Linked DNA regions of Homo sapiens: region 2 is linked to region 1. A link is a loop called in an ENCODE intact Hi-C map of the cell type or tissue named here. Cell type or tissue: heart left ventricle. All regions are shown on one strand. Links, peaks and the distances in the headings refer to the core of each region. The heading gives the core; the rest is flanking DNA.

What was found. Hi-C counts contacts between places; a loop is a spot of excess contacts. Peaks named below come from ENCODE experiments on the same cell type or tissue, not always from the same donor. Only the 100,000 strongest peaks of a DNase experiment are listed, where the experiment ranks them.
Region 2: a loop joins it to region 1, with 1.8 times the contacts of the local background. A loop is called at or near these places in 5 of 110 quality-filtered maps.

What each region holds. Positions count from the first base shown.
Region 1 is chr6:46,895,162-46,911,792 of GRCh38, reverse strand. ADGRF5 (adhesion G protein-coupled receptor F5) reads left to right here. Exons shown (of 21, transcript NM_001098518.2): 2 at 5,007-5,132; 3 at 11,710-11,764. The coding sequence starts at 5,031. ADGRF5-AS1 (ADGRF5 antisense RNA 1) reads right to left here and starts at 8,322. Exons shown (of 4, transcript NR_110658.1): 1 at 8,215-8,322; 2 at 6,344-6,534; 3 at 3,779-3,925; 4 at 1,764-3,049. In heart left ventricle, for the core only: a CTCF peak has its summit at 8,340; a DNase peak (open chromatin) is centred at 8,430; H3K27ac peaks cover 2,779 bases.
Region 2 is chr6:46,943,873-46,960,503 of GRCh38, reverse strand. It overlaps a transcript of ADGRF5 not described here. Among named protein-coding and RNA genes, the nearest start is that of ADGRF5, 30 kb to the right of the region's middle. In heart left ventricle, for the core only: no CTCF peak of the experiment used is centred there; a DNase peak (open chromatin) is centred at 10,323; H3K4me3 peaks cover 2,828 bases; H3K27ac peaks cover 7,356 bases.

The DNA.
Region 1 (16,631 bases), core at 4,036-12,035:
GTAGAACTCTTAACATGTAACAGGACTTAATAAATGTTTTTCCAGTAAAGGAATACACAAATGAATAGATAAGGGAATAAATAGATTTACTTCGTGCAATAGATATAACAATAAATATAATACAAGCAGGAAGGCTAAAGGCCTAGACTAAGTGTGTGTAGGTGTTCAGGGGAAGTAGAGACTATTTATAACTGGACAGATCAGGAAACCTTCATCTGTGAGGGAGCCCTTTGCCTGGGCATTGAAGGATGGGTAGAATCTGAATATGCAGTGATTGTGTGGGGTTAGGGGACAGGAAAAGATGGAGATTAATAAACCAAATAAATGATAGGGTTATTTTGGTTTCGCCAAACACAGAAAAATTGTTTGACAGTAATTACTCCTGTCCCTCCCCAAAATTAATTCTCAAAGTTTGACTTGGCATTTTTACTTTTGCGTGAGCATTGGAAAATCTCTTGCACTATTTTAACTTATGAAAAAGCAGCTGACTTTGGTAGTGAAAGTATTATAGATGCTTATTACATATGCTAACTCTTCTAAATAAAGTCCAGGTTATGGAGAGCCTTGAGGATCAGTGAAAGTGATTTCCTTTATTCTGAAAGCAGGGAAAAATTGAACAGGGAATGTTGTGTGAAGAGTACTTCAGGAAAACCCATCTTGCCTCTCTGTAGAGAGGGAGCAGAGAAGTAAAGAAGGGAAGCCATTGCCATGGTGTACATGAGGGGCAGAGAAGGCCTAGACTGTGTAGTAAGTCAGAAGTGGTGAGATAAATGCAAGATAGTTATGATTATTCTCAGAAGTTAACCAGAGTGAGCCTGCATTTGAGTTGAAATAACTGTGAAGAATTTTAGACTCTTAAAATAGTAACAGGACTTCAAGAGACCAACTCCTGCATCCCAATTTTGAAATTATTGAGTGCAGTCAAATCCCTGGATTTACTGATAAGAAAACAGGCTCAGAGAGATAAAGTGACTTGCCCCACATCACACAGCTAATTAGTGGCAAAATGAGGCTAGAAGTTTTTTTCCAGTTGCCTGGTCAGGTGTCTATAACTTATAATTTGTTTGTTTGTTTGTTTGTTTGTTTGGTTGGTTGGTTGATTTCCCACCAAGAAAATCTCTTAGCTCAAATGGCACCTTGTTCTCAGGAGAATAGACTGCTTTGTTTATAATTTTGCCACTACCGTCTATCAGCTGTGTGGCCTCAGTGAATTAATCATCCTTCTAAGCTTCCTTTTCCATGTCTGAAAAATGGGGGTAATTTAATAGTATCAGAGGCTCCTTGAGAGGGTTAGAGGGCGTAACCCTTGCAGAGAGCTCAGCAGCAGACCTAGAATATAGTGAGCACCCAGTAAGACAGGACTCCTACATTCATTTTCACTAGCAATTATTACCCACCAATTATAATTAATAACCAATTAATAACCACTGGCAATTATTACCCACAATCCTATCCTACAGTCATTGTCACCAGCAATTATTACCCACCAATTATAATTAATAGCCAATTAATAACCACCAGCAATTATTACCCACAATCCTATCATAAATGGTTGCTCCAACTGTCGGAGGATATCATTGGCTAAAATTTTGAGAATCATTGGTAGATCTCTTGGAGTTCTGACGAACTCAGCTCCTAGCCACCTCTGAGCTCTGAGACACTCAGCTCTTTCTAGGCCTAGTTTTCTGATCTCAGGGCTGATGAAGGATTTCTAAGAGAAGAGTTGATCTTAAGCACTGATTGTTTCTCTATTTTTTATTTTATTTTATTTTATTTTATTTTATTGAGAGATAGGGTCTTGCTCTGTTAGAGGTTGGACTAGAATGGTGAAATCATAGCTCACTGCAGCCTCGAACTCCAGGGCTCATGGACTCAAGCCATCTCCCCACCTCAGCCCCCTGAGTAGCTAGGATTATGGGTGCATGCCAGTGCACCTGGCTATTTACAAAAAAAAAAACTTTTTTGTTTTTGTTTGTTTTGGTATAATACAGAGTCTCAGTTTGTTGCTCAGGCTGGTCTTGAACTCCTGGCTTCAAGTGATCCTTTCTCCTTGCCCTCTGAAAATGCTGGGATTGCAGGCATGCATTACCACACCCAGCCAGCACCGGTTGTTTCTAAGGGTTGTAAGAACAGGCCAGTTCCACAGTGAAGCTTCCTGGTGCATAATCACTCTGCAAGAGAATGCCATTAATGGTGGCTTCAGGGAACCCAGATCATTCATCCTCCAGATGCAGTGTTGCTGAGAATCTTGATGACTTATTCCTGGCATATGATGTCAGGCTGTGCTTTATTTTCCTCTCCCTGTCTTCTAACTTCACAGACAGGAAAATAGAGTCAGAGGAGACCAGGAAGTTGCTCAGAGCCGCAAGGCTAATACTGAGGGCTAGGGCATATTTCCCAGCTTTGGTGAGTTTTAGTAGAGAGTGTCCTGGATTTTAATTTAAAAAGAGAAGGAGATCGGGAATGACATCTGATAATGTTCTTTCTTTCTCTGCCTCTGTTTCTCTCTTTGTCTCTCAGTCTTTGTCTGCCGTTTACTCCAGGAATTTTAGAAGAAATATGAACTTTTAGGGAATTTAGCATTAAAGGGCCCCTACTGAAGACAAACTGCCTTGAATATGGGATGCTGCTCCATATTTTTAACTGGATGAATATAGACTTTTCCCCCACATTGGCCAAGTTAAACAGTTTTTGCTTGCTTCCTCACAGGTATGGATACCTGTGAGCTGGAAGGTTTATACGATTAATGATGCAGGTTAAAGAAAAGTTGATCTTTAGGTCTCTACCCAAGTGTGGCAGCAACCCCAAAAGCTGAAGTGAATTTCAGCTCGTGTCACTGTTCCCATTGGTCAGGTCCATTCCATACAGGTTGTCAAATATATTGACTATTTCCTTTCTTTCAAAGTGGTGGCTTTCTCCTTTCTTTTGAGTGAAGAATCCCTGACATTTGTGTGTAACTGATGACTGTATATCATCTTCTGCATCCAGAGAACACCCGCCTCCCCGTGGTAGCATCCTTCCTACATCTCCATTTCTTTTGGCTTGCAATCTTGTTGTCAACAAATAAGTCAACATAGATAAGAATGTTAATTTATTAAAAATAGTCTCAGCAGAGGCAGGGGTGGGGGAAGATGGGGACAGTATTGGCCAATGGCCTGTACAAAAGGGCCAGACATGACTATTTGAAAACATTGTAATTCTTGCTAACTGACCAAAAAAAGGATGCAATGCCAACACTGGGAAATCGTAGAAAGATATGGAGCCAGCTCTAGTCCTTCTAGTATGTGAGTTCTTCCTTGGTTATCAGATTCGAAGGGAGGCTCATTAACTATTCAGTTACTAAGTCTCGTCTCCTTGATTAACTGCCTCAGTAGGGAACCAACTGAGGTTGGGGCCTGAAAAGACTACTTTGCCTCCTAAATACCTGACTCATTCTGTATTAGCCTGTTCAATACCCACAAAGACACACTGTCTTTCAAAAAGGAAGATAAAACTTCCAATAGAAAATTAAGCAGTACATTGCTATGATTTCCCCATAGCAGATGCATCTGGTCTTAAACAACTACTATAACCTAAATTGCAAAGCATTTCCCCCAAACCATTGAGTTGCAGAATTTAAAAAATGTGTTTGATTGCCAAATTTGCAAATTGGATCAGTTTTCCAGTTTTCCACTGAGGAAGAGGAAAAGGTGGCAGTTGTCAGCTGGCAATTGAAATACAATTTTCCCTGGCATGTAAATCTTGCCTATCATCAGTGTGTTATCCTGGCCATGCTTACCTGGCGCTCCCTGCAACACTGCAGCCAAAGCCTGCCCTTCTGGATGGTTGCATTCTGGATTCTATTGACGATCAGAGTAATAATTATTGCAGCCTGCATTTCTGGAGTTCTTCATGCCTTTTAATCTCATTCGAGTCTCAGAAAACTCTGTGAGAGAATTAGGGGAGGTACAATTATCCCCGTTTTACAGATGGGAAAACTTGGACTCAGAGAAGACAAATTACTTACACAGGACACAGTTAGTTTCTAGTAATCCTGGATCCTAACCCATATCTTGTGTCTCTCAGTCTAGCATTCTTTTCACAACAACACCTGGGCATAGAAAAGCTACAAGGAGAGGAGTGTGCACAAAGTAGATTGTCTTGGTCCCTAGACCTTCTAGGGTGGAGGTTATTCCGTGTGACACCCTACTTTTTAAGTGAAAAAATGTCAAAAATGATTCATCTCATCACCAAAAAGCTATTTTCATCATCAGCATTATAAAATGAATTTTAAAAAATCAACACATAAGGCCAGGCATGATGACTTACGTCTGTAATCCTGGCACTTTGGGAGGCTGAGGCAGGAGGATTGCTTGAGGCCAGGAATTCAAGACCAGCCTGGGCAATAGAGTGAAACCCTGTCTCAAAAAATAAAAAAAATAAATAAATAAAATAAAAAGAACTCAATGAATAAGATGGGATATATAATGATACTAATATTCTATATTATGCACTATAATATGAAATAATACTGTAAGATACAACTTACATTTTTTATAACCAAGTCCAGCAGTTTTCATACTAATGGGTCATAGTCCATTAATATGGGTCATGATGTCCATTTAATGGGATGCTACCAGAATTAAATTAAAAATGTGGAAAGATACTCTATGATAGAATTGAAAATACCAAAGTATATTGCATGTAGCGAAAATGAATAGTGTTCTCTGAGTCTTTTTGTTCATAAATTATGTGTAAGTATTTCTTACTCAAACATCTGCTACCTTTGTCCTATTTACAGGCACCATTCTCAGCCTATCAACCCGCATTCCCCTACTGTGACCATTTCTTCACCCAAAGGTCTGGGCAGAGAATGCTAAGTTGATTCCTTCATGCTCCTCCTTCCTTTTGTGTCTCTTTTGAAAAGTTCTTGTGTAGGATGACCTTTAAGACAGGGCTTGCGAGTTCTTTTTCCTTGTTTAAGAAATAAATTGCTGTATATCTAAACCATCATATTTCCATTTCAGGCCAACCAACTCAAACTTGAAGACATGAAATCCCCAAGGAGAACCACTTTGTGCCTCATGTTTATTGTGATTTATTCTTCCAAAGCTGCACTGAACTGGAATTACGAGTCTACTATTCATCCTTTGGTGAGTTATATCCATATCTGCTATAATTTTTCTTGTCACATTTTTCTGATTTCCTGACTGACAATGGTTCTTACAAAAAGTTTAAGGAGAAAAAACTTTAGGGGGAGAAAAAACATTCTTCCCATAGTTGCAACATAAGAAAAAATGTTGCAAATGAGGAGAAGGGGTGAATGTAAACTCAGGTCAGTGTATTTGCTGGGCTACCACTTGCTATATTCTGAAATAAGTGGTGGTGTCAAGGGAACACCAATGTAGCTTCAAGAGAGACCTCCCAGGGTTCCTTCCTTCACTAAATTACAACCACTAGGCCTAAGTCTTCCACTCTGTTAAACTGACAACAATAACAACAAAGCAGATTTGAAGGATTGAGCAGAATGTATGTTCTCAAAGGATTTGTTTTAACTGGGACATCAGGCTAGAACACATTCCAAAAGACATTAATCTGTGTGTGTGTGACAGTCACAGACTGATATAGCTGAAGGGACCATAGACATCATAGAAGACCTTTGCTGACAGATTATTCAGGTGGTTTTGTCTTTGGAAAGTCAATGAGAGTTTAGCTTAAGTAAAGGGAGGGATAAGTACCCCCTTATTCCTTATGGGAATTTTCAGGTTATTCCTTACTTAGCTTCTCCCTGCACCAGAGACAGGGCATGTTACTGGTTGGGAATCTTTGAAGACTGATGTAATTCTCTCTGTCTCAATTTCTTCATCTGTACAATGATGCTAATAGTAGTACTGATTTCCTTTTATTGTTATGAAAATTAAATTAGTTCATATCTATAAGATGCTCTAGAACAGTGTCTGGCACATAATAAATGTTATGTGACTGTTTGCTGTTATTGTTTCTCTTATTGTAGTAATGTTTTCCACTTTTTTGTTTTACATATTTCAGTTCTATTTTTTTGTCAGTCATTGTTGTTAGAGGTTCATTGGTATGTTTTTAGCATTATAAAATGCCCTTCTTTGTCCTACTTTGTATGTTTTAATTTAATTATTTGTCTACTATTCCAATTGTCATTTCTGCTTTTGTTTGTGTGTTTGCCCGATTTTTGTCCTTTATTTTTTCAAGCCTTTATATACCACTTTGTTTTATGATTCTCTTGTAAACAATGTGCGTTTGATTTTTTTTTCTTTTAAACCAAACTTGAGCAAGTAAATTTGTATAATTTATTCCCATTTGATATCATTTTCAAAATGCTTGATCTTACCTTCAGGATTTTGTTTCACGACTTCATGTACTTTCTTCCTCTTTCCATTTTTGGTTCTTTCATTGTTTGACCTAGGTTATCTTTGTCTTTTCTTTATTTCTTTCATGACTTGGGGAATATATATGGTGTGTCTCCTCTTCCAAACCCCAGTGTGCAGAGTACAACCTGTACACTCATACACAATAGCCTTCCTATTTAAATAGAGAAGGGAAACATTTAAGCTTCTTGTGAATTCACATAGTCAGTGCAGAGCTCTGGCTATCCAAGGCAGGTGGGGTAAAAGCCAGGGCCTGAGGTGATCTCAGCAATGGGGTTAGCTTTGCCTCTGTTCCAGCATTTCTTAGTGCTCCTGGCTGCAGCAATGCCTTCTCTCTATGTCACATCTGCCCTCCTAGTGATGGCCCTGGCAAAGCCCCTTCATCTGCCTGGTGGTGAAGGCTGGTCAGGGGATAAGCTGACCTCCTAGAGATCTTGGTGGAATGTGAAATCCATCTTCTTGGAAGCTCCTACAACTCACCTCAAAGGACCCCACTTTTCTTTGGTAGATCTACCCTTCAAGGTATAATGTCTTCATGCAACCCAAAGGCTGAAGACTCCCATTGGAAAAGTGCACTTGAGCCTGCCTGATCAGTTTATACTGCCCTAAGCTGCCACCCAGTTTCCATGACTGACCTTCTGCCATCTTAAGTGACACATGTATGCAACATCTGGTGATGGGCTTGGTATTTGAAATTGTGAAAAAATATGCCTAACATAAAATTTAACATCTTGAAACCATTTTTAGGCATACAGTTTATTAGTATTAAGTATATTCACATTATTGTACAATAAATTTTCATAATTTTTTCATTTTGCAAAACTCAAACTCTATACCCATTTGTCAATAACTCCTCATTTCCTTCTCTACTGACAGCTGCTGGTTACTACTATTCTAATTTCTGTCTATTAATTTGGTGATTCTAGATAACTCCTGTAGGTGGAATCATATAGTATTTGTCTTTTTGTGGCTGACTTATTTCACTTAGCATATTATCCTCAAGGTTTATCTATGTTGTAGCCTGTGTCAGCACTTCCCCTCTTTTTAAGGCCGAATAATATCCTATTGTACATATGTCTATGTTTTGTTTGTCCACTCATCCATCCACGGACATGAGTTGCTTCCACCTCTTGGCCATTGTGAATAATGTGCCTATGAACGTGAATATACACATGTGGGGTAAAGGGCTTTTAAAGGGTGATGATGTAGCTCAGTGCTTCTCAAGCTTTCATGTAAGCATGGATCTGCCCAGAGACCTTCTTCAAATGCAGATTTTAGCTCAGGATGCTTGGGTGGGTCCCAGGATGCTGGTTTTCAGACATGCTGCCCTGGATCCTGCTCCAGTGACCATCTTAGAGTTACAGGCTATATATGCTCAACTTTGATGTCAGGTCTGAGTGGAAGCCCAGCTCTGACTCTCATTAGCTTTGGAAACTGTCAACTTTCTTCGTTTCCCTGAGTCTGTTTCCTCTACATGAGAATAAATCATATCTCCTTCATCTGTTCGTTGTGAGGCTTCAATGTTCTACATGCAACCCACAGCACAGTGACTAGCACAGAGCCCAAGTGCTTATGAATTTGTAGCTATTTTTAATATTCTAGTATTAGGTTGGTGCAAAAGTAATTGCAGCTTTTGCAATTACTTTTGATACAAATAAACCCCTCTGAATATGCTTATGTGAGGAGACATTGCTAGAGGATTCTTGCTCAGACAGTTTTCGAACACAGAAGCAAAGATGTTAAATTGGAAGTTTCAGGTCAAGAAAAAGAGGCATGTGTGGCAGGGCTCGGGTGAGTAGGGTTAAGATTTGGGAAAGCAGGAGCCTTTGCTTACCTTCTCGTTTGCCATCCTGTTCCCTGGGAATTTTCTTCTTCATGAATAAAAAGCCACCTCTCATTCCTGACTGACTACCCACCCCCACTCCAGGCCACCCTGCCCCACCACCACTACAATTATTTGTGAAGTCATCATGTCCGACAGGTGGGGCACTTCCTGGAATTGGTGACCTTGTCTTTTCCGGCTGAAGCTTTGCCTTCAGGAAATTCCCTCTGGACAGCTCTGTCCACTGTGGCTCAGACAGTCCCCTGGGGACCTCTACACAGATGGAGCAGGCAGGGGAGGTCCAATTGGAAGCTCTGTTTTCTTGTCTGAAGTAAATACACTGCCGAGCACTGGGAGCCCTGGCAAACCTGTGCTCCCTTGTGAGATCTACCCAGCACCCAAAGTGTAAGAGGAAAGGCAAGTGCTGGAGTCCCACAGTTCCCCAAACTGCGATAACATGAGGACTCAGGATGGTAAGGCTGGTCCCCAGTGAGCCCCATGCCGGCAGGATACACGACACTCACCACTACCAGAGACTGCACTGAGCACCTGACATGCCTCAGCACTTATTATTTTTCATAATGTAAGAAACAGAGGATTCGAGGGAGTGAATGACATCTCCTAAAAATCTGAAACTGTGGGATTCACTTCTTGGTGTGACCATTTGCTCTATTCAAATCAGGTCCGGTGACTTGGCAGCCAGATCTTTGTAACTCCTTGAATCTGGGGATGGCCAAGAGCATTTACCCATCTCCATCCCAACTCCTCAGAGGCTTCATTGCCATCAATGTGCTTTTCCCTCCATTATCTCCAATGATTGTAGGGCTTAAAATAGTAAGTAGGCTGCTCCCACTGGACAACGAAGAGGCTGTAGGTGACAGAGCTGTGGAAGCGGCACTTGCAAAGATGTGGCCTGAAAGTTCCAGATGATCACCATAAAGATTCCGGAAATCTTCAGAAAGTAGTGTTTCCAAAAGATGGCCTCATGTCAATGGATGCGCTGCTTGAAAAGGCAGTTTTCTGCACCTCACCCCAGACCTACTGAATCACACTGGGGGCAGGGGAGACCAATGATCCTGATTCTTACAAAGAGTTGAAATATGCTGCATTAGATAATTGAAATATATCTTGATTTTAACATGTAACTGACAAGACAAGAGGCAAGACCTCAATGCTTTAGTCCTATTGGAAAGCAGAGAGAATGAAAACTCGACCTGGGAGAACTGCCCAAAGGTGACCATTGGCGGTCAAGTTCTCCTGTGTTGTCTGAGTCCCCTAACTGTTGCCTTGAAGTGTGGACAGAGAAAGCTCCCAGTGGCCACTCCCTCCTCCCCACCAGGCCCCAGAGAGGATGGAGGCAGGAAAGCACGAAGAACCTTCCTTTTGCCTGGGCAGAAAGCCAAAGCATTCTCCAAGGGAAGCTGGGCTGGAAACAGTCCTATACATTGACTTTGCACCTTCAGTTCCTGCATATTCAAGTACATCTAAAATAACTTCACTGCAAATAAAGCAGCAACTGGGCTTTTGAAATTCCAATCATCATCCATCATTCCCCTATTTATTTCTTCAAGAACGTTTATGAACTATCAAGTACACAGTCGCTCCCCATTTCCTATTGACTTTAATACATTCCTCAACCAGTACCTCCTAAGGGCATCAGCGAGGGGAACAGGTAAACCTTACATGGAGTGGTAAATTGCGGACATCTGATCTTTTCCTAAAAATGTAACTTAGTAAGAGGAGGGAGACCAGCCAAGGGAACTGTTCACTGGAAAGGAGGAGGGAATAGGAAGAGGTTATACAGACACCGAGAGAAACGGCTCTGGGTAAAGAGAGACCCGCTCCCTGAGACAAAGCCAGTTTCCCAGGACTCTGCTGATAAGATGATGCAGTGCCTGCGTGGACAAGTGCAGACTCTGGAGCTGGCTGGGTTTGAATCCTGCTCTGCCTTTAAAGTCTGTGTGATCCTGGGCAAGTTACTGGACCTCTCTCTGCCTGTGCTTTCTTATTAGTGAAATGTGGATAATAACAGCATCTACCCTTGTCTTGGCACAGGGTGTTAAATACATCTTAGGAAGTATTATGTTTGTCATTGTGATGATGTGAGATAACTAGAAAATAGTGGTAGACAACCCTGACGGCAGAATGAGCTCTGCCCCAGGTGGCGGTCATGGATGCGTGGAGTTCAGGGTAAAGCACAGATCTCTGTGGGCAGGGGTTATCTGGGAGACTTCAGAGAGATGGGGCTTTTCTATTGAGTGTGAAAGGAGTTTGGAGTGGAAAATACATCACAGGAAAACCTGTAGGCAGGCAGGGATCAGCTAGGAAATCCTTGTCAGGTCAAGGTATGGGGTAGGCTCTGTTACCAGCTGCAGAGCTGGTGGTGATCCCATGAGTGAAACTGATCAATGCCTATTCTTTAACAAAAAAGCTACAGGATGAAGGAGATGAACTTCACAGAAATGCACCAGGTGGCAGGTGCAGCATGATGCCCCCAGAGCATCTTGATGCCCCCTCCCTGAATAGCATTTACCATGTAACCAAAATTACTTTCACGGCCTTACATTTATTAATCATTTTGTCCTCGCATCAAAGTTCTGAGATAAGCTATATTCATCCCCATTCTATAGGTAAGAACTGAGGCACAGAAAGATTAAGTGATTTGCCCAAGGTCATACAGACATTTTATGATGGAGCTAGGATTTGAACTCAATGTCTGCAGAGTCCTTACTTTTAGTCACCACACTGTATAATAATAGCTAAAATGTATTAAGAACTTACTATATGCCATACTGTAGTTTGCTTAGTTCTCATAACAAACCTATGAAGTTGATATTGTTATTATTCTCATTTTACAGGAAAAAAACCCTGAAGCTCAGCGAGGATAAGTAACTTCCCCAAGGTCACAAAGCCACAGAGTAAGTGGCACAGTCTTGTACCCAGGCAGTCTGACTCTAGAGCAGGCTTTCTTAGTTCCTACTACAGAAACCAGCAATAGAACCATCCAGGAGAAAAAGGATCAGATGTAGAAAAAATAATTTCTAAGCACACACAATGGTTAAAGAGCCCTAATACAGCAGGAAGATTGGGGTTAGGACAGGGTGAGTGTTGAGAAGGAGGTCGTGAGACTTGTCTCGAAGGTCACTGGGATGACTCAGTTCAAGTCAGGCAGAGAGTACAAGTTTAGAACATTATAATAATTTATATTTTTGACGGGATTCAAACTGCAGGAACTCTGAGAAAGTCAGATATGATGATTTCTTCTGTTCCTGGTCTAGAGGCTGGTCTAAAAAAAAATGAATTCCTAGGTCACACTACAGTAACAGCTCCACTTTGTCTTCCAAACCATTTCATTGCTATGTGCCCAGCATCCACGGGACACATGGTGCTAACCCAAAGTCTGCAGCCTTAAGCTCAGCTCCAACATTTAGGGGTATCTAAGCGGGGAGCCACAGTGAAAAGACTTCTCTAACGTTAATTGACAACTTTCTCAAATGTTCTTTTCAGAGTCTTCATGAACATGAACCAGCTGGTGAAGAGGCACTGAGGCAAAAACGAGCCGGTATGTAAACTCTTGCTTGGCAATCCCTTTTATAAGTTGACTCAAATGGTATGTGTTGCAACTTTTTAAAACATTGTAGTCTACATAATTCAGCCTCCAATCACATCAGGGTCATATAGTGCAGTGTGATTTCCAAAAATAATTACTAGGAAACTCCATTCTCTACCAAATGACAGTAACTGGATCATAACAACACGTAAGAACCCTCCTTCCCTCCCCATTGCCATCACTGCTCCTCACATTCCTAGGATTTTTCTGTGGCTCCCTCCTCAGCTGCCCTCCCGCACCACCAAATGGTCTACTTCTCTGCCCACCATCCAGAAGCCTTTCTTTTTGCTTTAAAAAAAAAAACAAAACAAACAAAAAAAAAAACTTCTTTTACTTAGGACTTTATCCTGTGAAGCAATCTAACCACGAGGCTCAAGTCCTCCTCCTCTGTTTCCCACTCCAATTTTCCCACTCACTTCTAAAGCAGTGATCTGGAAAATACAAGACTCAGCCCTTTGGAGGGTTAGGGGTAGGTGAAGAGCTGCAAATTCTGAAACACCGACCCTCAAATCCCATCCTGAGTGGACCCTGCGCAGGTGTCAGGTCAGGGCCGCAGGCTGGGTATTCCCAGGACCTGGTGCTCCCACTCCCAGCATAGAAGCCCTTCAAAAGCACAAATCGGATCCTGTCATTTGCCCCCATAGAACTCTTCATGGGCTCCCTTGGCCTTGGAACTAAAAGCCAATCCTCTGCTTGTGACTCACCAGGCCTTCTGTGCCTTTCCCACCTGATCTCCTTCTGTTCCCTTTCACGTCATCAACACCCTGCCCATCATCCCCCTTTGTTTATCTGGGAGACCCCCACTGAAGCCTCAAGTCTTATGAACTCTTGCCCTGTTAGGCCCTCCATCCATTCCCCAGATCATCAGAGACTGCTTTTCCTGGGTTCCCATTCCCCTTGATACATTTCCATTCACAACATTTGTCCCAAAGCACTGTAATTATTTTACCTCCTCTTTACCACCCCCAGTAGAGGAGAGCTCACCTGCGTTCTCCTCATCTCTGTAGCCTGGCATCAAGCTCAGTTTCTTTCTCAACCAGTGAGCGAATAGATGAAGCACTTGCACGTTCACATTACAGCACCTTTCTGAATTCCTATCGGAAAACGTCTGCTGGCTGAGTGTCTGTACCAACTATCTAGAAGGAAAAATTTTTTACCCTATCACATTAGGATGGAATCATTTTTTCAGCCATGTGTGACTTGATCTAGTGAGTCTAAAAGAGACAGTAGGCTGCCAAAGAGGGCAGGCTTACCCTAAGATCAGAGTGGAGGCATCTGTTCAAGCCTTTCACGGTGCAGTGGCCAGACTCAACTGTTGTCCAGCGCTTGAAATGAGAATTTGACCACATTCTATTAAGCTCTTAAAATACTATTTGGAAGATCATACCACTGTTGGTTTTCCCTCTCTCCCTTTCTCTTCCCTTTCTTTTCTTTTCCGTTTCAGCCTTTGTTTTCTTAGCCCTGTGGGATCCCATGCTCCCTTTCTCCCTCCTTCCCTGAAGTGGCCTATGGCACAGTATATACGTTCTGTGCTCTAAAACAGGTATCATTACCTCTACCCCATCCCGACAACCCTTTAAACTTTTCTGCACTCTATGACAGGAACAAAGACAGAGATGTGCTCATTTGGTATTTTGAAAGACTTTGGCTTTTTAAAATCAAACTACTGGCCAGTGAGTTCCAGCTCCAGGTTTCTGCCAAATTCTTCTAAGGCTCAGGCTGCTGGCTTCCTCAGGAGCAGTGGGTGACTACAGCTGTAAAAGGAATGTCTTCCTGCACTTCTGAGCCAGGCTGTTTATGACCCGTGGTGACAACGTGAGGGGGTAGCCCTTGGGGAGGAAACCATTTCTACATCTAAGGATTTGACATTCCAAAGTTTTTCCAGGTGTGCTTTCATTAAAAACAATCATGACAATGTTAAATCAACATGAAAAGATGTTTTCCATTTATTATACATGGACCTCTGTGTTCTTGGGCCTCTAGAGTCATTTGGGAAGTGTTAATGAATCAACCCATCATCTGCAGAAGATGGATTGGCCTTGGTACTTTTACAAAATCGCTGAAGTAAGAAATGGCCATAGAAAAACCTAGGTACTAGGCCCCAGATATCCAGAATGTAAGTTGCAATTAAGAACATGACTCAGCGTGGTGGCTCACGCCTGTAATCCCAGCACTTTGGGAGGCCAAGGTGGGCAGATCACGAGGTCAGGAGTTCGAGACCAGTCTGACAAAACTGGTGAAACTCCGTCTCTACTAAAAATAGTCGTATTCCCAGCTACTCAGGAGGCTGAGGCAGGAGAATCGCTTGAACCCGGGAGGCGGAGGTTGCAGTGAGCTGAGATCGCACCACTGCACTCCAGCCTGGGCGACAGCGCGAGACTCCATCTCAAAGAGAAAAAAAAGAACACGACTCTCCAGGAAAATGATGAAAGGAAGCAACAGAAAATGTTACCTTCAACAGGATGCCACATGGAGGTGTCTGTGTTCTGCTTGGTGGGTGTGTTAGTTAAGTGAGGTGTTAGAACTGGGCTCTGATTTTCAGATTGCTATTCCCTTTTACATACACATACCTCTCCCTTTCTGAAGCCTGGATGCCAGAAGGATACAAAGGTTCTAGGAGAAAAACAATTAGGTCAGGAGTTTTTTTCTTTTTTTTTTGAGTCACTGGACAAAATCTTTAGCATTTGGAATAGAATCATCTTTAAAGATAGGATCAATACTTATATTTATTCTCAGCACACCATGAATTTCTACCCATGTGACTGGTCAGTTACATAACCTAACTGGCCCCTTGAATTTATATGTGTGTGTGTGTGTGTGTGTGTGTGTGTGTGTATATATATGCATGCATATGTCTGTGTATATGTGTATACATGTATATGAGTGTGTGTGTGTGTGTGTATACTGTTGTCCTTCCCTTGGTATCCATGGGGGATTGGTTCCAGGAACCCCTCAGATACCAAAATGTGCATATGCTGAAGTCCCTGATATTAAATTGTGTCAATTTGCATATAACCTATGTACATCCTTGAATATGTTTTAGATTATCTCTAGATTATTTATAATACCTAGTACAATGTAAATGCTATGTAAATAGTTGTTGTACTGTACTTTTTAAGTCATAGTGACATGAAAAAAAGGCTGTACATGTTCGGTATAGACAAAATTTTTAAAAATATTTTCCATCTGAGATTGGTTGAATCCATGGATGCAGAACCCCACAGATACAGAGGGCTGACTGTATTATATTACATATATATATATATGTATCACATATATATGTATCACATATGTATGTCACATTTACACACACACACACATATATCTCACACATATTACTTTATAGGGTTGTTAGGAAGATTAAATAAGGTTATGTTAATATTACTTTTAAAATGTTAATTGGATTATCTGGTGTTTATTTTTCTTTTAATAGTTTTTTAAAGAAATTTAAACAAAGAAAATCGATTTATTTATAAAATAGTGTTGCGTTTGAAAGGGCCTGATCTACCTCCAGTCCAGAGAAGGTATTCTGTACCACTTGAAGGCAGGGGCACAGATGCTGTGATATAGGAGTTAGCATTTTAGGAAAACTCTTTCAAAATTCTCTCAGGAAAAAGAAGCCTGCATGAAACCTAGAGGCGAGAAAAAGCATGGAGCTGCCTGTTAGGACAATGAGTGGCTGTAAGGGAGCAGAGAGAAATAAGAATGGGGGAAAGATCCCGAGTCATGTCACGATTCCATCAGGAAGTAGATTCTGGATCAGCTGAGCGGCTGCCACAGAGAGGTGACTGATGAACTCACTTAAGTGAAAAGTATCCCCATGGTTATGGCTAAATAAATTACACGAAGAAATTAGTGCCTGGGAGACCAGCCAGGAGGCTCGGCAGTCTAGACATGCGACTCTGCCATGGAGTAAGATAGGAAAGAAGCAGAGGAAATGCTCGCCAAAGACATTTTGAAAAACACAGCAAAAGGTCTTGGACAGATGTGACTTGGGGATGAAGGACAGCAATAATCCCTGTGACTCTTCAGGAGTGCACAAACCTAGGAGATGGTGCTTTGGGGAGGTCACAGGTAGAGACCAGAGTTGGAAGGAGAAGCTTGTTTTGGAGGTTTGCAGACAAACTCCAAATTTAGTCTTATGGGGACTCTTCATGGGGGAATGAAAGTGGATGTTTCTTATTGGTTAGAAGTAACACAAATATCAACTGGCCAAGTTCTCCACTCCAGCTTTCTGACAGAAGGGGCGTGTCTTGGAGCCTGGTGCTGAAGAGCCCCAGTTGATTATTCTCCGGCTTTAAAGGAATAACTGAGGAGAGGCAAAACAGCAAGAGAGGGGCATTCAGGATGTCCAAACCCTGCACTGGATGCGCTCACATTTTCACATCTATTTAGTCAGAGTAAGGTTCCTCCCAGATTGGGTCTCTGGCTGCTAGCACGGAAATCCTGCCCTTTCTGCAGGCCTAGCAACCTGGGTGTGCTGGCCCTTTTAGATCTGGGTCTAGGAAATGCCGTGCACTTCCCAGGTTGAGGAACAGACTTTTGGGTTTTCATGATTGCAGCCTTTCTGATGATGACATGTAGCCCTGAGTGCTCTGAGCCGGCAGTGATGGTGGTGGAGTGAGATAGAAGACCTGGTGCTTTCAGGCTGGTGTGTGGAGTTGGTTTTAAGCTTGACATTTAATGTTGGGAGTGTTTTGCTTTTTTAAAATTTTTCTGATTAATGTTTTTCTTTTTTGTTTGTTTTTTTAACTATACCAAAGGTGAAGCCTGATAGGAATAATGTTAGCGTTTCTTTTTTTTTGAGACAGAGTCTCAC
Region 2 (16,631 bases), core at 5,423-13,422, 47 kb before region 1:
AGAATTAAACATTGGTATTTTGACTTTTTTTTCTTTTTTATTTCATACATAGAATACAAAGAAAAACCTCTTTATTCCCTGTTTAGTCCTATTTCATGCCTTCTTCCTCCTAGACTGTATTGTGTAGCTTTTCAATATATAGCATTGTATATGTATTTTTTCTACAACTGATCTTTTTCCCTCTGGCTTTTTAAAAAACTTTTACATGTATTTTTCCCCATCCATCTTGATACATACAGACTTAATTTATTATTTCTGTAATAATATCAAAATTTTTCTATTAATGTTTCTATGATGCATATATATATATTTGTATTATAATTATTTTGAAGAGTGTTGCAGTTGAACACTCTTGTGTTTCTCCTTGTATATATAGGCAAGAATTTTCTAGAATATATGATGTGACTAGAAATTTGAACTATCCTGGACACTGTGAAACTGCTCTCCAAAGTGGTTTACTGAATTATACTCACCAAGCAGTGTGTGAGAGTTTCTAATTCTTCCCAAAACACTAAGCAGGATTTGAGAATCCCTAGTTCCCTAAAACACTTGGTTTAATCTATGTATGTATGTATGTCCCCTCCCTCCCTCCCTTCCTCTCTTCCTTCCCTTTCTCCCTCCTTCCTTGCTTCCCTCCCTCCCTCCCTCATCTTCCCTCCCTCCCTCATCTTCCCTCCCTCCCTCCTCTACTTCCTTCCTTCCTTCTTTCCTTCCTTCCTTCCCACTCTCCCTCCCTCCCTCCTTCACTTTCTTTTCTCTCTCTCCCCTTCCTCCCTCCCTCTTTCTTTCCTCCTTTCTTCCCTCCCTCCTTCCCTCCCCTTCTCTCTCTCTTTCTCTCCCTTTCTTTCTTTCTTTCCCTTCTTTCTCTCTTTCTTTCCCTTCTTTCTCTTTCCTTCTTTTCCTTCCTTCCTTCCTTCCTTCCTCCCTTCCTTCCTTTCTCCATCCTCTGTCCCTCTTCCTCCCTCTCTCCCTCTCTCTCTCTCTCTTTCCCTAACACCTTTAGTTTTAAGGGAAATATATGATAGCTGTCAGTTGCCCTTCTTTAGGCCAACATTCCTTTTTTCCCAAGAACAATGCTACTGATGTTTTACATGTTTATTCCTTCTTTGACGGGTTTAATATTATAGTGTCCATACTTCCTTTTTATTTTTATGTGAAATAATGAAAGTTATAGAGCTCCTTAATAGTCCCCTCTTAGAGCTCCATCTTCAATGACAAATGTGATATTAGTAGTTGGCAGAGAAAAACTGACAATGAAAGGAGAGCCTCACCTCTAATGCAGGTGAAGACAAAGCTCGTGTGTCAGTCTGTGATGGAGTCTCCCTTCACAAGTCTACTCATGGTTCTTGCAGAAAGAGCCACACGTTTGTGGGAAGTGATCTTTAAGCACCTCGTAGATCACATTTGTTGTATTATTTGCCATTGATCATTTATAGTTCTCATGATTACTCCAAAATCAAGAATCACTGTTCTCAGGAACTTCCAAACTTCCAAACTTCCACACTGAGCTGTTAGATAAGTCATTTCCCCTGCTCTAAATTACAGAATTAATGGCAAATTCATTTTGAAAATAAAAATTAAACAAAACAAAACAAAAAGGCCTTATGTTTGGCTGCTGATCTGGTACTAAGAGCTTTAGTGAGTCAAACCAAACTGATTGGCCAGACCGATCCTTAAAGATAAATTATTTTATATCTTTGATATTTAAAAATATAGATTGTAAGTCACACACACTAAAAACACAGCAAATATAAAAATTAAAGAGAAACCAAACCACACAAATATATTTATGTTTTCTGATTTATTCCTTTCAAAATGTCACTGTCCCCTATGTTGAACGCTTTGCTATAGCTGATTGATAGTAGGACATTTCTGAATAGTTGCCTATGTGGCAAGAATTCCTAAAAACACTGTCTTAAAAAATACTGAACACCTGAAATGTATGCCCTTTGCTTATCAAGGTTTTCTTTCCTCCAAGGTACTGGTTTTAGTGAGTCCAAACCTAGGCCACTTTCACCATATTTAGTAAACCCGTGTCCAGTTATTGTTTTACATAGTTCTGCTTTGGGCTTTGCCTGTACTCCTGCCCTAACTGAAACTCTGTACACACCTAATTGTTCAGCTGATATCACTTTGTCATTCACTTTCATAATCAACACACTTAGTTTATTCCCTGTTTTTATTTTACATACTCAAGGAACGTATAAAAATAGGCCAAATATTTAAGAAAACAGTTTTGCCATTGAAAATTCCTGATACAACTTGCTGTAAGCACTATCACCTGCCTTCTGTTAAAAGACCATTTTCAAAAGGTGAAATCCTGACTCCAATATAAAATGACATGTGAAAGAGATTTTATTTAACTCATTAATTAATGAAGGGAGTGGTAAAACGTTAGAACTTATTCAAAGGGAAATCCCAAGAGCAGATATATTTATATAGAGACAATCAGGAATGCTGAACTGAGTTTGCTAAGAGCTACAAAAACTGGCTAATATCCTAACGTGCACTAAAATTTAATGTTTGAAATAACCATTTCTATAGGGTGGAAGGCAATTATATATCTACTGGACAAAACTAATGTGCATTTCTATGGTCAAAAATCATTTGTATTACTATTAGTTTCTACGTCCTTCAGAATTATTAAACATCCAGTCAAAGATGATCAAATGTAGAGACCCCTATAGATTCAGCTCTCCAGCTGTAAGTTGTTTGCTAGAAAACTCTCAACACTCTGTTGACAGGACACCCAGTCATCTTTTCCTATTTTAAAGCCTTTCACTATTTTTTCTGACACTTCCATTTCCAATGGAAGTAATATCCATTAATTAGGAACCAAATTGAGACTTCATAAAGTAAGTTCAAATGATTGGCTTAATAAATATCTTTGCTTTGTTCTAGATAGATGCATATATTAAATGACAATTAAATGCACAAAACCAGATATTGAGAATCACCTATGTTTTGATTACCTTTACAGATGATAGAGTATGGGTCTTGTTACTGCAGCTTGTACTCCAATCATCCAGCCTCACCTGGGGCTTCTCACTCATATACAGTCCTCGTCAACACACAAAGTGACCTCTTGATTCAGGGGAACCATGAAAAGTAACCAGAATATATGCTTAGAAATTCCAGACGTAATATTGTCATGGAAGTATTCAAAATCATGAAATAAAAAATGACTATGTGGTTTAATAATGTTTCAAAGTCCAAACAAAATGCAGAAGCTAACTGTTGTGTTTTAAGAGCGGTCGTGGCATGTCCCTAGACCCCCTTTTGCCTTTTGACTTCTAGAAAAACAGGCTTGATTCATCGGGGAGCCTGAGAAAGTGCAGGAGAGTCAGGCAGGGTGCACAGAGCCTGCCTGTGGTGCACTGCTTCCAGATAAATGCTGACTTCACAGGGGTTTTCCTCCCCTCCCCACCACCTCACTGTTTTCTAAGCTTTGTTCCATTCATGTGCTTCTTCCCACTTCTCCTGTCTTTATCCTTCCTCCCATATCCCTCCCTCCTCTTTTCCTCTTTCCTTTCCACTGCCCCTTCTTTCTCCCTCTCTCTCCCCTCACCTCCAACAGACTCCCATTTCATTCACCCTTGCTAACTTTAGTCCTCCTTCTTGTGGGCATTATCTAAGACTTCACTTTTTGAATAGAGGTTGTTGCCTGCTTATAATAATCTCTGTGAGGCAGCAATACACAGCATATGACAAACTGCAGCATTTTCATAATATTCAGCAATAGCTCCGCAATATCACCCGTGAAGTTGCTCCACTTTGTAAAACTATAACAACAGTCTTGTGTTTTCCTCTAAGTCATATATTCTCCTTTCCCTAACATGTAATAACTGTAATTAATTTGATTTTATTTTGTAAATTAATCAAAAATAATTTGATTTTATTTTTAAATTAATCAAAAATTAATTTGATTTTATTTTGAGACCAGGCTGGTCTCAAACTCCTGGGATCCAACAATCCTCCTGCCTCAGCCACCGGAGTAGCTGGGACTTGTACAAGTGCGCACCATCGCACCCAGCAATAACTGTAGTTGATGACGCTCCTCCTCCTAACATTAAACCCACACAAACCAGACACTGCTGGGTCCTGGATGCTAGGGATATAATGGTGAAGCAGACACAGTCCTTGACCTCACAGAGGGACAGCCCAGCAGGAGACAGAGAGACAAGTAGGCAGGCTTCCTTGCTTTAGTGTTATGAGAGAGACAAGCATGGTTTGCTTGGAAGAACACCAAAGGGGCCCAGAAATTGGAAAATGCATTCTGAAGGATGTCAGATTCAAGGAATTGGATCTTGGAGGGGAGGACATACTTCATTGAGTGGAGAGAGGTGGGGAAGGAGGGAATGAGAAAGGGCATGAGGAGAGCACAGGTGAAAGTGGGCTTTGAGGGAAAGTAGAAGAGATTGGCCATTGTGCATTTAAGGGTTTGACCTATATCCTTAAGCTCCTGAAAGATTTTAAGCATGGGAATCCCACCATGAAGATGGCATTTGAGAGACATTACCCTGGTTGCTGAGAGGAGAATGGATAGGAAGTGAGGGAAAATATGGGCAAGGAGACCACTGTGTGATTTTTACTCAGTGATGTGTTTGTGGTCTTTGCCTGCTCACACCCGCAACCCAGCATCCACCCTCCTCCCCCTCTGCTGCCTTGCAGCAGCTTCCAAGTGTGCTGCTGTTGGAGGACTGACTGTCACCCTGCTGAACACAATGGAGGTAGTCCAGGTCTCTCAACAACTCAGCTTGTGAAAATCCACATGGCCCAGAGTTCCCACGTTCTTTCTACAGCCAGGACTGGCTTGGTGAGTCTACGGCCTGGTACAGTTGCATAGAGCCCTGTGCTCCAGAGAGTCCCCACACTTGCTTTAATGTTCTATTGTCACCATCTTGAAATTCTTAATTTTCAAATGAGTGGCATCACATTTTCATTTTACATGAAACCCCATAAATAATGTAGAGGGTCCTACTTCACTCCACGGATGGTGGCCTCCTGATAATTCTTTAAACTCTAAGGCAAAATGGCCTGAGGGCTTTGGAGTCAGTCCAAGATTAAGAAAGATCAGACTTTCCAAAGACAGAGCTTAGGGGGTCTTGCCTGAGGCTGGGAATGGATTCTTCCAGGGCCTGTTCTAACCTGCCTGTCATCAGCTGCTCTGTAATATGACATCTGGACTGGGGCCAGAATATGCTCCAGCTCAGTGGAAGAAGATGAGGACATTCTTGACTTTTACAGAGTTAAACACTTAGAGGAACTTCAGGAAGAAAGCACTTGGTAAAAGGTAAAGTTGGCTGGCCCATCAGCTCCTTGCCTGGGGTCCTGCTGCTTCTTTTCACAGTTCTCAGTATGTTTATTCTCTTCTTTCCAGTGGCCAGAGGACAAGTTTCCTGTTTCCTCTAGGGAGCCTGGAGAGAGGCATCAGGCACCAAATATAGGAAATCATGTGGAGAGGATCTCTTATTTATTACAGTCCCCATATTACTTCCCTCCCCCAAGCCCCCGCCCCCCACCTCCAGTCAGTCAGTGTCTCCCGTCTTCTTCCTGCAGCAGAGAACAGAAGGCAGTTCACCTCTGCTCCCGACAGCCTGGGAACCCGCAAGAGCCCCAGCATTTGAAGTCTGGTCTTGTGAAACCCCACCCTCCTCTGGCTGTGTGATTGAATGGGATGCCCTCGAGGTTCACCTCACCTGAGAGGGTTTTGGGCAGATCAGCAGTAAGGTGTTAAATTTTAGAAGCCTGAAAACTCCAGAAGAGAAAGGTAGGTACCTGCATCGTTTTGATTTGCCATGTTAAATGTGAATCCGGCTGCTCTGGAATAGATGTGCATTTCCACGTGGCTTTTCTAGCTGGCTTCACGCTCTCAACCTGTGTGTCTTGTGGAGATTTACTGATTTACAAGACTGTGAGGGGCAAATAGTGAGATGGGATATGACATATGGATTTTTCAAATCTGTACATCTTTGGATAAAGAATGCCAGCCAGTATATAGATCATGGTGTCGATTCTTATTTTCTTTGGAGTGCAAATCTCATTAGAAGTAGTTTTTTTTTTTTTTTGGCTTCTGCATAAGGGGTAATTTTTACTAACTGCCTTTTCTTTTTAATAGTATAGACCTCTACCATGATTTCTTTATTACTCCTTTCTGAGGTTTTCAGTTAAATAGTAGATTTGACAGAGAATTTGCTAACAGAAATAGGAACGGGTGTTCCTAATTTAGAGTGCCTATGTGCTATAAGAAAAAAAAAAGAGTACTTTGTTCAGGGATCTGGTGGACTTCCACATTATTTTCTAGAATTTGTGGTTAAACAGTTGTTATTCCCGAGGTTTCCTGAAATTCAATACCAGTAGTGACAACGAATATCCAGGGATGTCTCGGAGGCTTGTGGTGGTGGTTGTCTGCAGGGATGGTGCTCACTCCTTAGCTGGGTGCTCTTGTTGGTCACCATTGAGGCTCAAGATGATAGGTCACTGAGACTCAGAGAGGAGCCAGGTCTTATTTAAGTACCACTATAAATTTCTCTGGATTTTTTTGTCATCTTATGTTTTTATTGTTTCATTTTGTCTTCACAACCAGCCTTTACTCTAAGAGAAATAATTTATACAGACTTCATGGAATATCAAACAATTCATACCTATTTATTGAACATTTACTATTCTTTTCTAGCTTATTTAGTTCCGATGCTCATAATTTCTTACCACTTATGTATTTTACCTCAATACAGTCTCCCTCCATTCTATCTTCCATACCCTGCTACAGGGGTCTTGGGAATATGCAATTCTAATAATGCCACTGTCAGTGAGATATATATATATATATATATATATATATATATATATATACACATATATCTATATATATATAATTTTTTTTTTCTGAGACTGTGTCTCACTCTGTCGCCCAGCCTGGAGTACAGTGGTGCAATCTCAGCACAACCTCTGCCTCTTGGGTTCAAGTGATCTTTGTGCCTCAGCCTCCCAAGTAGCTGGGACTACAGGCACGCACCACCACGCCCAGCTATGTTTTGTATTTTTAGTAGAGAAGGGGTTTCACCGTGTTGCCCAGGCTGGTCTCGAACTCCTGACCTCAGGTGATCTGCCCACTTTGGCCTCCCAAAATGCTGGGATTATAGGCGGGAGCCATGGTGCCCGACCTCAGTGAAATATTTCTATTGCACTCTGTTGCTTACAGCCTTGCTACCTAAAGTGTAGTCCAAGGACTAGCTGCATCAGGCATCAGTTGGGAGTGATCACTTGGGAACAAATTCTTTATTCCCTCCCCAGATTTACTGAATCTGCATTTTAATCCCTGGGTGATGCATATGCACATTAAAGTTTGAGAAGCATTCACTTAAAGAAGGTAGAAAAATCAAAAGTCGGCTCCTTATCATCCTGCCAGCCTCACCCTCTCAGTATCTGACTTTGCAACTAAACTAAGTACCTTGCATTTCCCTAATATTTGAATGCTCTAATGCCTGCCTATTTCTGTGTGTGCTGTCCTCCCTGCCTGGGACACCTCTATTCATCTTCCCCACCCAATTGCCCATTAAGGCCTGGTTTGTACACCTTCATTCCCCTCCATCCATCTTCTACTAAGCGGTTCTCAGGTCTGCTATTTTTCTGGTACTTAGTGGAATGTTTTGACATATCCCTAAGCACATTAAGTGATAGTTGCTATATTTATTTTGACTCTTGAGGAGTTATTGGTCTTCTATGTCTAAACCCATAGCATTTGGCACAGTTTTGGGCACATAGCTTCTGCTCAATCAATTTTGTTAAATGAATGAATGAATGAGCAAATGAATGTGTACATTGTCTGAAAAACCCTAATTATCAGATCGAGATCTATAGTTTGAATCTTCCAAGGATATTTTTAATCCCTATAGCATTTTCCCACACTCTTCTTTCTGAAATGTTGCTGGATTCATTTACTCACCAAATATTTTGAGTACTTTCCATGTGCCATGCCTTTTAGAATCTACTTCTTTACATCTATGTGACAGCCTCTTTCATTAGTTGTTTCCCTGTCAGTGCCCCTCATTCTCTGCCACTCGAAGTCAAGGACTCACTGAGTCCCTTTCACAGGGCAGGCAGTGTGCTATGTGCTAGGGATATGATGGCAAACAATATAGATGTGAGTCCTGCCTCCATGCAGCGCTCATCTGGAGGACTTACTTTTTGTCATCCTCTATGCTACCTCTCTTTCATGGAAGTATTAAGGAAAACTGAAATAAGCTTGATCCCTAACAAATGCTGGCACATCCAAGTAAAGGCCTCGAGAGCTTAAAGCTTGAAGTCAGTGTGGTTCAATAGAAAGACAGCTGAACTGTGCTTTGGGGCCCCACATTTGGTCCTGTACCTGCAACTATCTTGCCATGTGACCCTTGGGTGGGTCCACAACTTTTCTCTGAACCTTGAGTTTTTCAAGTGGTGAAAAAGACAGAGAGCTACAGGGGAGAGAATCCCTGATTTCAGAGTGCAAAGAGAAGACCATATCCACAGAGCCTCTGCACTCACATTCTCTCATGCTTCATGGTAATTTGGAAGGCGGTGCTCTGTATTTCTCTGAGTCAAGCCAGCTCGAAGAGATCTTAAGAGAGCCATTTTATTACTATGCCCACATGTTCAGCCATTGACATTAACATTGTGCTTTGGTAATTCCCCAACAGCACAGTTTGCCCGTGACTCCTGGAGAGCAGTGCCCTGCAACTCAGAGAAATCCATGAGACATTCATTGCTGGGTGCAGAGCTGCTTTGAAGCAGGTTAGATGAGGAGGGAGGAAAGGCCTCCATTAAGCAGTCCCTGCTTTAGGAAAGCAGCCAGGAAAAGAGGAGGAAGTAGCTCTACCAAGTGGTGCAGGAAAAACCTAGAAGCACGTAGACATATAGCCAGTTCCTGACATCATCCCTCACTGCAGCACAGCTAAAAGGATTCCCTTTCTGACTACATGTGGTATTCTCCTTTTTCCACCCAAAGATTTGTGTCTTAGCCATATTTCACCTAGAATCAAATGGTGGAGAAGGGCATAGTATCATTTTCCCCCATGCTTTGCCCTTCCATAGAGCACATGGACACTTGGGAGAAAGCAAACAGACACAGCCAGCAGGTTTAGGCTGAAGTAAACTGCCGAGGCGCTCTCAAGGGACAGCTATTTCTGTCTTCCAGCCTTCTTCTCTTCTCCCTCCATTGTCCAGAGCTTCCAAATGAGATGCCTCCTGCACCTCTAGAATCCCTTCTTGCTTCGTGTTGCTCCTATGCCTTTCTGCCTCCAGGCTTCCACCATGCCCACCTTGTCTACAGCTGCCTTTCAGCAACTGAATGTTTTCTGCTGGTAATTTCTTACCCACTCAAGTTCACCTTAATCTCTGTCAATAAACACACGTCGTAATAACAAAAGGGATATTAACCTGCATGAGAGGTTTCCAGTGGCCTGCCACAGATCTCAGGCTATAATTTGAGATCAGCCTGGACTATATCTGGCTCAATATTTCTTTTTTAATGAGAGGCATGTTGTGGGCTAGAAAGAGGCAGACCTGGTTTTTAATCTCCTGTCTTGAACAAGTGATTGTATCTTGCCAAGTCTTTGTTTCTGAAAATATGAACTAATACTTAGTGCACAAAGTTGTAAGAAGATTAATTATCTAAAGTGCCAAATAGGTTCCTTTAAAAAAACACCAAGTCAGCCAGGCGCAGTGGCTCATGCCTGTAATCCCAGCACTTTGGGAGGCTGAGGTGAGCGGATCACGAAGTCAAGAGATCGAGACCTTCCTGGCTAACACGGTGAAACCCCGTCTCTACTAAAAATACAAAAGTTAGCTGGATGTGGTGGTGCTTGCCTGTAGTCCCAGCTACTCAGGAGGCTGAGGCAGGAGAATTGCTTGAACCCGGGAGGCGGAGGTTTCAGTGAGCTGAGATTGTGCCACTGCACTCCAGCCTGGCGACAGGGCAAGACTCTGTCTCAAAACAAAACAAAACAAACAAAAAACAAAAAACACCAGGTCTTAAAAGAGGAGGTTGGCCAAGATGGTGAAAATGAGAAAACTGTCATTCACCAAACAGTTGAAGGATCATTCAGGGGACAATTAAAGTAAGAAGTACATCTTGAGCACATGAGGGCTGCTTTTAAATATTTAAAGGTTGCTCTGTGTGGGAAAAGGGAAGGCCAACAGAAGATCAATGGGTGGAAATTATAGCGCAACAGATTTCAGCTCAATGTGTGGAAGGATTTACCCACCATCAGAATCATCTAAAAATGAGTGAGCTGCCTTGTGGTGTGGTGAACGCCTTGTCCCGGGCAATGTTCCAGCACCCTGGAAGATGGACTAGTGGCCAGGGTGTTCCCAAAGGGATGCCCATAATGGGTGGAGTCCGGGTGATGACCTCAAAGGTCCCTTCCCGCTCAAAGCTATCAAGAGTCTCGTGATGTCAGTGCGGTGATCCAAGCCACCAAATGAAGGTCTGCAAAAAATATCATCAGGCTAGAGTGAGGATAGCTGACTTTTCACCAGCTAGCCCTACCTATCTGCTGCAGTAAGTTTAAAATAGGGTCTTAGTAACAATGGAGTAGGCTGGACTTCCAGGAAAGAGCAAAAAAGAAACGAGAACAATGAGGAGGGAAAACTTCACTGTAAACCACTCTTCTTGGGTTACTCTTTAACTAAATTATGGGTTACTTCTTGTGCTGCAAACACATTCCTATTTGATGGAAAACTGCCACATTTCTGTACATTTTCAGCTCAAGTAGAGTCAGGCAAATAACAGCAAGACTCAGAGCTTTGGCCCTGATTTCTCCTCTAGCTAAAATGGAAATATGACTACATGGATATGGGTTCCTAGCCATTCCGAGGTCTAACTTTAAAATGTGAAAAAGAAACTGATTCTACCATCTTCTAAGTTGCAAGGACTATGAATGGAATATTTGACTTTTGGAGAGAGAAGAAAGCTGGCTGGAACTGTCTGCCTGCTGTGAGTCAAGTTCACTGGCCACTGCCTTCTACCCATCTTTCCTTTTCTGCTACATGAACCACCTCAAGAGCAGTCTCTTTGTGAAGTAGGGATCTGGAAACTTTTAGAGAAGTAAGACTTAGGCTTAGGTAGACCCTATACACATCAGCAACCACTCCAGGCAGCCCCAGAGCTTTCTGTTAATACTTTATCCTTTGTGGACTCAAAGAACTTGCAGTTCTGGACCCTCACATGTTTCTGACCATGCTTGGGCAGCATCTCAGCATGCCTTTGCTTTCTTCAATCTCACTTTGAGATCCTGGGGGAAGAAAGCAGCAGTCCTTTCAACAGAAACAGTTATAAGCAAATGCTATATGTTTTCAGACCGAAACAAAGCCATGATATATTTTATTCTCAAGGCTTACCTAAGTTAGCTTTCTTAAAAACACTAATTAAAAAAAATCCTTTGAAATGTAATCAACTGTACATGACAAAATCATAGAAACCCTTGCAGACCAGGGTATTTATTTTTAGATGCGCATCAGCCTACCCAGCATAGCAAAGCCACTGTCTCATGTCCAAAGCATGGCCCTGGGAATTTCCTCTAACAAGGCTGTGTTTCCGCCCATTGTTGTAGCACAAAGGACAGAAGGAGGCCTGAGTAGAGGCTCATGTTAACCCCGCCTAGAGTAAAATCTGGAACCTGTCATCACCTCGGTTGGATCAATGTGGTCTTGAGGGCTGGGGTCAAGAGGGAGATTGCCCGCCAACTCTGGACAGATGCAAATGAGTAGTCATCCAAAAATATTCCAGAGACCGGTGACGGCAATTCAAAAGTAAAGCGTCAGCTTTCTTTTTGTAGTCAAGGATCTAAATCTCACCCGTACTGTGAAGTGAATTCTGGTCTAGACCTGAGACAGCGATGCTGTTTGAGGATCTTGGCTTGAATTGCAATTAATAAAGTGATTTTAAGAATATTTTGTTTTAAAAAAGCCATAAATCTGTGTACACACAGCCCCAATAAACACACACATACACACACACACACACACACACACACACACACACACACACTCACTAGAGCAAGTATCAGATACCTGAATCACCCAGAACTTTACTATTATTCTAGGCCAGTTTCTGATCCTTTATTTATTCATTGATGAAATGGGCATAACAGATCTCACATCCTATTAGTTTGGGGATAAATAAGGTATAATATTACAAATAATCTCACCCAAACTAGACTTTTGCTTAAGTTTTTGCATCTTGGTCCTAACATGTTTTGAGCTTCTTACAAGAAACTTGTGCACAAATATTTACTGTCAAGTCTCCAGGGGTTTTATTTGTTTGTTTTGCTACTACAGGAAAAGAAGGCCAATTTGTTACTTAATTGGCACACTTTACAAGCAAAGCTTTTCATGCCTTTGTCAAGTTCCTTCTACTCCTGGGGAAGGTCACTGCATTATTACTCAAAGTTGCAATGCTCAGGGCTATGTCTGGGGGTCTCCGTGAAAGATGAAGAGGTGGGTCTCAGGTCTGCACACAGCAGTCCACACACATCCTGTCCGGTGTTGAGTCTGTGATCTGCATTCCACAGCCCCATCACCACCCCTGCCCAATCAAAGGCCCAAGGAGCAAGGGGGACCTGCACGTACAAACACCAGCCTGAGCAGGGACTGGGTTGTTGGCCTCTGCTGGCAGGTGGATGTCCAGGTCCCCCCTCCAAGGTCCGCAGATTCAGGAAAATGTGCTGTAGCCCTTTGGTGAGAATGTGAGAATGTTAGTAAAAATGCCTTCATGGATTGTTTTGTTTGCAAGTGTTTATTATCAGACACCCCTCAGAGGTTCACAGGGCAGGTTGCGAATGTCCGAAGTGGGGCCTGGGAATTTCCTTCCACAAAGCCTGTGCTTCCTCTCTTTGTTACTCCTCAAAGAACAAGTTGGAGCATTACTAGAGATCCTTACTTAACCCTTTATCCTGCCCACCACTTCTTCGTTTACATTACAGAAAATTCACGCTGCCAGCCATCTAAGGAGCAAAAAGATGTTTGGGTTTTGGTAGTGGTGTGCACCCGCAGATGTGCACATATGTGTGCATTTGTGTGCATGAGTGTGCATATGTTTGTGTGTTAATGGAGAGGAAATAGGTAAAGCACAAAACGTATTGCATTTTAAAAGGTTTTCATTCAGTGTTATGACATGCAGCCATCATTGGTCAGACCAGAGAACACTTCTTTCTTTATCGTAATATGTATTCCCATATGCTAAAAATGATGACTCAATTGCAGTTCCCTGTCCCTAGGGAAGGGCTATCTCAGAATTATAGTTGCTTTTCACCTTTGGAGTCTACTTATTGGCTAAAGCTGGGGTATAATGAGTTGAAAGGTATTTCAATCAACTAAGAATTATTTATTGAATATATTCTATGTGTCTGAACTCTACTAGGTACTAAGAGAAACCAGAGATTCTGCCTGCAGGAAAATTCAAGACCATATATTTATACATATATACAAACACACAAACTCAACGTGTTGCAAATGAGAGTGCAAAGAAGCCAGATATTTGTATGGTCTAAGGCCAGTAAAGATTAGAAGAGGGACATGGGCCCTCACTCAGCCTGGAACTCTTCAATTATCCCCAGAGACATCTTTATGGTGTCTTCACCGTCCTTAAATCTCCAAGCACTAGCGAAGCCCAGTGTGTGCACCATGCACATACACATGTACACACTTGCACACACAGCCTGCTCTCAGGAAACGGCTGTGCCTTCTTGGAGGAAATAACGCCATTGGCCTTCTCACCACCAAATCTGTGCCAGGATCAGCCTCAATACCCATCTCTTTTGCCCTCCTGTTTTGTCCCAAGGGAAGAGGGACCCTTCCCTGCCTCCAGAGCTCAGCTCTCCCGTGCTCCTGCCCTTTATTCCCATAGCCTCACTAGGCTCACCTCTTATTGGCCCTTTCCTGTTAGCATTTAATTATGCTTAGATCCTTCTCATCTTAAAACAATAGGAGCAGAAGCTCTTCCTAACCCATATTTTTCCTCAGCTGCACTTCCATCTTCATTTTCCCTCACCACAAAATTCTTGAAAGGATTATGGCGATTCACGTCTTCACATCATCACCAACCATTCACATTGTGTTCTGTCTACGCTACCCCAGTGTACCTCAGCAAATGCTTTTGCCAAGATTCTCTTTGACCTCTGTATCCTCAAATCCAACTCATTTACTGTCAGCAGGACTTCACACTGTTCTCCACTTCCTCTAGTCTTGTCCCTGCCTTCCAGGACACCAATGCTCCTGGCCTCCCTCCTTCTTCTCTGGCTGCAACTTCTCAGTTGTTTTTTACAGGTTCCTTTCCCTCTGCCATTTCCTCAGCTTCCCAATGGCTATAACCGGGGCCAGCCACCTCTTCTCCATTCATTCTTTCTCCCTACTGTGGTTCATTCCTCTGCCTGGATTTCTCTTTCCTGCCTTCTCTGTTGATATAGTTTGGCTGTGTCCCCACCCAAATCTCACCTTGAGCTGTAATAATCCCCACATGTCAAGGTTGGGACCAGGTAGAGATATTTGAATCATGAGGGCAGCTTCCCTCATACCGTTCTCATGGTGGTGAATACGTCTCATGAGATCTGATGGTTTAATAAATGGGAGTTCCCCTGAACAAGCTCCCTTTACTGCCACCATGTAAGACATGACTTTTCTCCTTCTCACCTTACACCATGATTGTGAGGCCTCCCCAGCCATGTGGAAATGTGAGTCCATTAAACCTCTTTCCTTTTTAAATTCTCCAGTCTCAGGTATGTCTTTATTAGCAGCGTGATAACAGACTAATACATTTGTCAAGTAAACGATCCTCCTAAGCCCATTTTAAATGTCACCAAATTACTTCCTTTTCACAGGTCACCCCATCCCTGTGCAGAACTGATCTCCCTGCTAAGTGCTTTGCAGCACTGTCCCAAGCCTGTTTTACAGTGCCTTTTGTGTTTGAAATCTCAGTAATTGTTCACATGCACTTCTTTCCTAGGACATAGGGATGCCATCTTATTCATCTTTTTACTCCTCGCCCCTAGCACAGTACCTGGCACATTAGGTTTTTAATCAGTATTTCATGTAGAGTTAGGAACGCAAAAGTGTCACTTAAGTGATTTATCTCTTCTTTAAGTGAAATAACATCTTGTTCTCTTTCAGGATGGATGTGTTCATCCATTTTAATTTTAATATAATTTTTGAAACTTTAAAGCACTCACATATAGGTTACTAACAAACTTCTACCTTTTTCTTAAAGTCAAAATCACAATTCTTAACACTTCCTATATGAGTTTTAAAGTCCTGTTTAAAAGCAGAAATGAATGACACTTGGACTTCACATTTTATTTAAATCATCACTCAGGCAGAATTTCCAAATGTGTCATGAGTGACACTGCATATTCATGCACCTGAGGTGGGGTTGCCATGGTATAGCATAACTAATATTTTTCAAGATCGTCACTTCACTGCCAATGCTGGTGTTGCATAAATTTTCCACAGCGCACCTGCAGAACTTGTCTACTCTTCTTTCAAAGCCATGGAGATTGATTTACTGACCTGTCTGAAGGGGAACAATGGTGGCCACAGAGAATGAGCCTAAGCACTGAGCCAGTACAGATTCCACCCAACCTCCTGTCTCCCAGAAGTTCATAAGACAGGGATGCATCTTAGGGTACAAGGCCAGAGGTTCACTCAACTCTGGGTGGCAGATGGTATGCTACACCCTCTGTTGGACTATGAAGATAAAGTATGTGCCCTGCTCTTTATTTTGAAAGATCTCATCCTTTTAAAAATCTCTATTTTGGGTTTTTGTAATAATAGATGTATAATATATTAGTATAAGAGAACCGTAATGACATATTTTATATGACATATTTATATTTACATGGAGATGCAAAGCACAGTTTGTGCAAGTGTGGTCTAGAGATGAGCAGTAGATAAACTGGCTGGATGCTGATCAAAATGCATATCTCTGGGCTCTACCTGAACCTATTAAATTGGAACCTGTGTGTGTAGGAAGATGGGGGTAGGAGCAGGACAGGGAGCAATGCTGCAAAATCTGCATTTTTCAACCAGCACCTTAGAACAAGAGTCCCCACCTTGTGGGCCATGGACTAGTGCCAGTCAGTGTCCTGTTAGGAACCAGGTGACACAGCAGGACATGAGCCATGGGAGAGCCAGTGTTATTGCCTGAGCTCCACTTCTTCTTGAATCAGTGGTGGCATTCGATTCTCACCGGAGCTTGAACCCTATTGTGAACTGTGCATGCGAAGGATCTAGGTTGCATGCTCCTTATGAGAATCTAATGGCTGATGATCTGAACGGTTTTATCCTGAAACCATGCCCCTGCTTCTCCCGCTTCTACTGGTCTTCTAGAAAACTTGTCTTCCATGAAACCAGTCCCTGGTGCCAAAGAGGATGGAGACCACTGCCTTAGAAGTACTTCCAAAGTATGATGCACATTTAGTTAGGCATAAAAAACAATGTTTAGAAAATATCTACCAGCTTTGTTTAGAAAAGTGTTTACACTGGTGGCAGAAGGGTCCCTCCCTGTATTTCTCTGGGTAGGTTAATGATTTTGCAGTCCAGGCTTATGTTTGCAGGAACATTCTTCCCGCTGAATTGTACCCTTGGTCTGGACTACAGTT